Linked DNA regions of Mus musculus: region 1 is linked to region 2. A link is a loop called in an ENCODE intact Hi-C map of the cell type or tissue named here. Cell type or tissue: heart. All regions are shown on one strand. Each heading gives the region's core, and the rest is flanking DNA. Links, peaks and the distances in the headings are about the cores only. Region 1 overlaps Cep89 (centrosomal protein 89). Region 2 overlaps Rhpn2 (rhophilin, Rho GTPase binding protein 2).

Region 1 (2,902 bases), core at 166-2,665, 55 kb before region 2:
GTCATGACCACTCTGGACTCTCCCAGATGTGTCTGCCCCTGGCTCTGCTCTCCATTGTATCTACAATAAACTTTCTCCTCTACCACAGGAACAGTCACGCCTTTTCTTTATTTCTTTTTTTCATTCAATAAATTTGCTAAGGCCAAGAACTTACTTGAAAAGAAATGACAAGCCAGATTTACCAAAGACTCAAACTTAAGAACTGCAAATGAAGCTCATGTTGCCGGAGCAAAGCCTCAGGGCTGGGGAAGCCCAACACTGGGCGCTGATGAAGAGAGACTTAAACAAACTCTGAGCACAAAACAGACCGACAAAACATGGGAAATGTCAGCCAGGACGGTGAACAGATAGAAACTTTGAAAGGAACCAAGTACCAAAGTATCAAGAGCGCCTGACCGCCACTGAACCTGAGTTCCACAAGCATGCCAGGAGGCAATGAGAAGCACGCACGCACGCGCACGCACACACACACACAGACACACACACATGCATGTACGCACACATACACATTACACACAGACACACTACACACACAGACACACGCACACACACACACACGCACACGCACACACACACATACACTACACACAGACACACATATACACACACGCATGCACGCATGTGTGCACACACTAGAGAGATGGCTCAGTGACTTAAAAGCGCTTGTTGTGCAATCATGAGGGCTGGAGTTTGGATCCCAGCCCCAAATAAAAAGCCAGGCACCCAAAACACACTTATAACTTGAGCTCTTAGGTTGGCAGAAGAACGGATCGTGGGGCTGGCTGGCTTCCATCATAGCGGAGAAAATGCAAGCCCCAGGATCAGGGAGAGGCCCTGCTCACAGGAACGGGTGTGACTGACAGAGAAGGCCCCAGGCTCTTCTGGTGGTGCTCCGGCGTGGTGCTCCCGCACTTACCTTTTCTGCTGCAGCGCCTCATCCAGGACCTCCTGCTTTTCCTGCAGCATCCGATGTAGGTGCTTCACCTCCTTCTGGTACTGAGCTGCTTTGCCGGCAAAGTCCTCCTGCTGTTCCTTCAGGCGGTGATGGATATCCCCCAGCTTCAGTGCTGCCTGCTTCTTGTACCCCTGCAGGGGAGGGACTCTGTGAACAAGGGGTGTGGCCTCTTGCAAGTCAGAGCCTACTGACTGAGTGTGCCTCAGCCAGCGCTGACCTGGGAGGCAAGTCTGGATCTAAGGAGACAGAAGGACCAGGTACAGCTGCAGCTTAGGCAGAGTGCTTGCCAGGCGCTCACACAAAGCCCTGGATTTGATCCCAGCACGGGGAGACAGAGGCAAAAATGAGTTTGGGGCCACCTGGGATACAGTGAGACTCTGACTCAAGAAAACATAAATTAAACAGTGATACAAAAGAATTTGGGGTATAAAAAAACCTGAGCGATGGCTCAGTGGTTTAGAGCAATTCTTACAGAAGACCCAAGTTCAGCTCCCAGCACCCATGCAGGCAGCTCACAACCACCAGTAACTCCAGCTCCCGTAACCGACACCCTCTTCTGACTTCTAAGGGTACCAGCACTCACACGCACATTCCCACATACAGACACACACTTACATAATTAAAAACGAAATAAAACTTAAAAAGGAGAACCAAACTTCTAATCTATATTATGTTTGATTTTTGTAGGGGTAGTATGCTAAAAATGCAAATTAAACATAAAATATCTGCATCACAGAACCAATAGGATGCTTTTTGCAAATTAATCTACTCCAATCTTCTTCTCCAATTTTTTGTTTGTTTTGTTTTTGAGGCACAGCCTTATGTAGCCCAGGTTGGCTTCAAATTCCACATGTAGGTAAAGGGGATACTGAACTTGGGCTCCTTCTGCCTCCATCGGCCACCTCCCCATCTCCCTACCCCAGTGTTGAGATTGCAGGTGCGCACCATCAAATCCAGCTCCATACAGAGCTGAGGATCAAACTCAGAGCCTCAGGAGTGCTAGGCAAGCTCTACCCAGGGAGCCACATGCCCAGCCCCCACATCTGCATTCTTCATGGGCAATCCTTCCATTAACTGGCAACTTAAGCAACAATGCCCACACTGTCAACACTGTTCTACACTATCAAAGCAGTCTCCTAGAAGCACTCAGCTCGGGCTGGGACATAGCTCAGTGGCACGGGGCTTGCCTAGCACACAAAAGGCTTTGGGTCTAATCCCTAGCAATAGCAACTAAAGAGGTAAAAGCTCAGCTTATCACCTTCCATTCAATGTGGCTCGCCCTCAAGCATTCCCTGTGCCTTTTGTGTATCAGTTAAGGCATTGAGCCGCTTCCCCGTGCCTTCAACCAACTCTCCAGGCAGAGGGGCTGTGAAAACTGATCGTGAGGACTACTTTAGGGTATCAATTCTATGGACGCTCTGTATCTAAACCTCTGACGTCCGTTTTAGAAATGACCCGAGGGGCTGATGAGGTGACTCAGTGGGTAAAGATGCTTGCTGCCTGACGCCTGAAGCCTGACTTTGATCTTAGGAAACCTGCATAAAGCTAGAAGAGAACTAAGTCTACAAGGTTGTCATTTGACACCCACTCATACTGGATGCAACCAAGGCATACATGTATCACGCAGAGAGACAAGAAACACAATAAAGTTTTAAAAGTAAATCTTGGAACTGGAGAGGTGGCTTAGCAGCTAAGAGCACATGCTGCTCTTGCAAAGGACCTGAGTTCAATTCCTAGTACCCACATGGCAGCTAACAACCATTGTTCAATTCCTAGTACCCACATGGCAGCTAACAACCATTCTTTGCCTAAGAATGATCAGAGGATCAGACACCCACATGATGGAAAAGCATATATATAGACAAGATACTCATAAACATAAAAGTAAAAAATTTCAAAAAAAATGGCTAGGAGATGGTGGTGTACACCTTTAATCCCAGTACTCAG
Region 2 (2,902 bases), core at 168-2,667:
GGCAGGCCTTGCGTGAACCCTGCCAGATACCAGATAGACAAATAAAAACAGGCTGTGTGGCCCCCACGCTCCCGGGCACTAGACAGTTCCCAGCACTCACGAAGGACATCTGGAGCGTCAATCAGGTTCAGAAGGTCGTCATCCTCTCGGTGCTGGGTGTGCTTGAGCTGAGTGCGCTGATGGGCAGCAGACAGCACATCCCGGAGCACCTGAATGTCACGCAGCTTCTTGCACAGGTTGGCCTCCCTCAGTGACTCCTCGTGAAAACCAATGGCCCGGTGCAGATGTCCTTTACCTGCAGAGAGAAACAGCTCTCAGACCAAGAAAGGCCTTTCTGATTGAGTGACTTAAAAACAAACAAACAAACAAACAGGCCTTTTTGTTTGTTTTTGTATTTGATGAGGAAACTTTTATTTTTTGAGAGTGGGTAGAGGGAGTGTTATTCTCAAATACCCTAGGCTGGCCTCGAACTTATTATGTAGCCAAAGCTGACCTTGAACTGTTGATCCTCCTGCCTCCATCTCCCTCGTTCTGGGATCACAGGCATACTCTACCATACCTGGTTTATGTGGTGTAAGGGATCCCACCCAGGGCTGCATGCATGCTAGGTGAAGTGCTAGCAGCTGAGCAGCTAGGTTAACCATTGAGCAGAGCTCCAAAGTAAAGCAGGAGCCTTAGGGATACATGACAGGAGAAAGTTCCTGAGAGAAAAACAAGTGCAAAGGCCCTGGGGCAGGAACATAACCAGGTCTTCGAGGAAAGTGGGTTCCAACTGGATGGAGGGTGGACAGAAAGATAAATCAGATCAGGGCAAGGTCGCTGCTGACCATATACATGCTGGGAAGGCCAGGGAGGAGCCTGTCAGGATGTGAGCAGGGGACTAAGGTGGCCAGGGTCTGCAGGGACAGAAGTGAGAAGAGCAGCTATAAGATATGCTAGGCCTATCTCATGGGGCTGTGCGGGGTTTAATCGAGCCACCGTGAGTTCGGTAAGCTCTGGTGATGTGACTCCAGCTAGGGTGGTGAGATGGGAGTTGAGAGCAGAGCCATGTGATCCGCTGATAAGAACGGCGGGTGGGAATGCCAAGCAGAGCCAACTCACTCCAGAGGGAGAGCCTCTCTCATCAACACTTGGCAGAGAACTAGACCAGGACTCTGCATTTCCAGCTGCCACTCACTACTGGTGAAGCATAAAAGCAACGCTAGGAGCCAGGGCACACCAGCATTTGGGAAGCTGAAGCAGGGGGGTGGCAAGTTCAAGGTTGGCCTGGGCTACAGAGCTGGGCAGCTTACTAAAAATGAAAATGAAAATGAAATAATGAAATGAAAAGAAATTTTTTAAAAAGACAGGGGGTGGGTTTAGTGGTGACGTGTTTGCCCAGCATATATGAGGTCCTCTGTTCAATGCCCAATTCTGAAAAAGGAGAAAGGAAGAGGGGAGGAAGAGACTTAGGAAGCTGAGGCAGGAGCTCACAGCAAGCCTGAGCGGCCTATGCTGTCTCAAAAAGGAATGAATGGCCACATAAATGAATTGAAGAGAAAGAAAACTAAAGGCAGGCAGATCTCTTCGAGTTCAAGGCCAGCTTCGTCAAGTCAGGGCTACATAGTGTAACCTGTCTTAAAGAAGAAAGGGGAAGGGAAGGGAAGGGGAGGGGAGGAGAGGGGGAGGGAGAGAAGAGAAGCAACAACAGTTTCCACAGCAGTGTGGCCGAGTGCCAACTATGGACAGCTACAGTGTCAGGAGGTAGTTAAGGGCTGGGCTGTGGTAGGAAGCCATGAGAACGTAGCTCTGGAAAGCCCACACAGTTTCTCAATGCTGGGTGGTCTGCTTTCTCTTGGAGCCCCACCTTGGGGCTGTGTGTGAGCAGGAACAGCAGAGGAGCAAGCAGAGCCCGCCCCACCCCGCCCCGCCCTCACCCCATGCCCCGCCCCAGACAGGACCACGCACCCAGCAGCACACGCTGCCCAGCATTCTTCAGCGTGGCCAGCGGCGTCATCCCTTCTGGCATGCGGTCATAGAGCTGGGACAGACACTTCTCTTGGTGGTCCTCGTCTGCGCCTGGCTTTACTGCAAAGACAGCAATAGGTTACAGTCCCTCACCATGGAGACAGTGCCCCAGACCTGAATTCTATCTGAACAATGTCAAAACGCTATTTTTGCCTCCAGGACAAAGCCTAGACTACCAGGCTCTAAGCTTTTGTTCCCAGTGGAGACAGCCGGACACATAGTAGGGGTTCAGGATTTGACCCTGGACCAACCTCCTCTTACTTTCCCCTCAAGTTAAACATTCTATGGAGCCTCTAGCACCGCTCTATTCCTGTCAGAGGCTGCAGACCTTCTGATAACTCTCCTCCTTTATTTCGTTCTCCCGGGAAGAAGTCTTTTGTGTTAATTAGGGAGATAGGGTCTCTGGTAGCTCAGTCTGGCCTGACACTATGTAGTTGATGATAACCTTAAACTTCTGATCCTCCTGCCTCCACCTTCTAAGTGTGAGGGTTATAGGCACATACCACCACAGCCAGCTTTTTCAGTGGTGTGGACCGAACCCAGAGCTTCCGCACACCAGGCAAGCAGCCTAGCTACCAAGCCGCTTGCCCAGCCCCTGTGATCATCAGTGCCGAGTGTGTCTATGTGGTGCTTAGGATGGGAATACACTCCGGACCCATGAGTTTTAAAATGCCAAAATGAAGGAATTAAGTAGCCTGTGTGCCTTATACACAGCACTGCGAGGCTGAGGTAGGTATACTGTGAGCCTGAAGACAGCCCAACCATGTGGCAGGACATTATTCAAACAGAAGACAGGCCCAGGGTGAGTAAGATAGCAGTCATTCTCAAACTCAATACAGACTTTTTGTGCAGTCCCTGTTTTGATGTAATTTGTTTTTATATTCTGTTTTTTGAG

The links. Peaks named below come from ENCODE experiments on the same cell type or tissue, not always from the same donor. Only the 100,000 strongest peaks of a DNase experiment are listed, where the experiment ranks them.
Region 1: a loop joins it to region 2, with 3 times the contacts of the local background. A loop is called at or near these places in 1 of 42 quality-filtered maps.

Annotation. Positions count from the first base shown.
Region 1 is chr7:35,433,658-35,436,559 of GRCm38, reverse strand. It overlaps Cep89 (centrosomal protein 89), which reads right to left. Exons shown (of 19, transcript NM_028120.3): 18 at 917-1,086. All of the region lies in intron 3 of Gm42378 (a long non-coding RNA gene), which reads left to right. Among named protein-coding and RNA genes, the nearest start is that of Gm42378, 14 kb to the left of the region's middle. In heart, for the core only: no CTCF peak of the experiment used is centred there; no DNase peak of the experiment used is centred there.
Region 2 is chr7:35,378,730-35,381,631 of GRCm38, reverse strand. It overlaps Rhpn2 (rhophilin, Rho GTPase binding protein 2), which reads right to left. Exons shown (of 15, transcript NM_027897.4): 10 at 1,948-2,067; 11 at 101-295. Among named protein-coding and RNA genes, the nearest start is that of Faap24, 17 kb to the left of the region's middle. In heart, for the core only: a CTCF peak has its summit at 1,186; a DNase peak (open chromatin) is centred at 1,101; H3K4me3 peaks cover 652 bases; H3K27ac peaks cover 1,092 bases.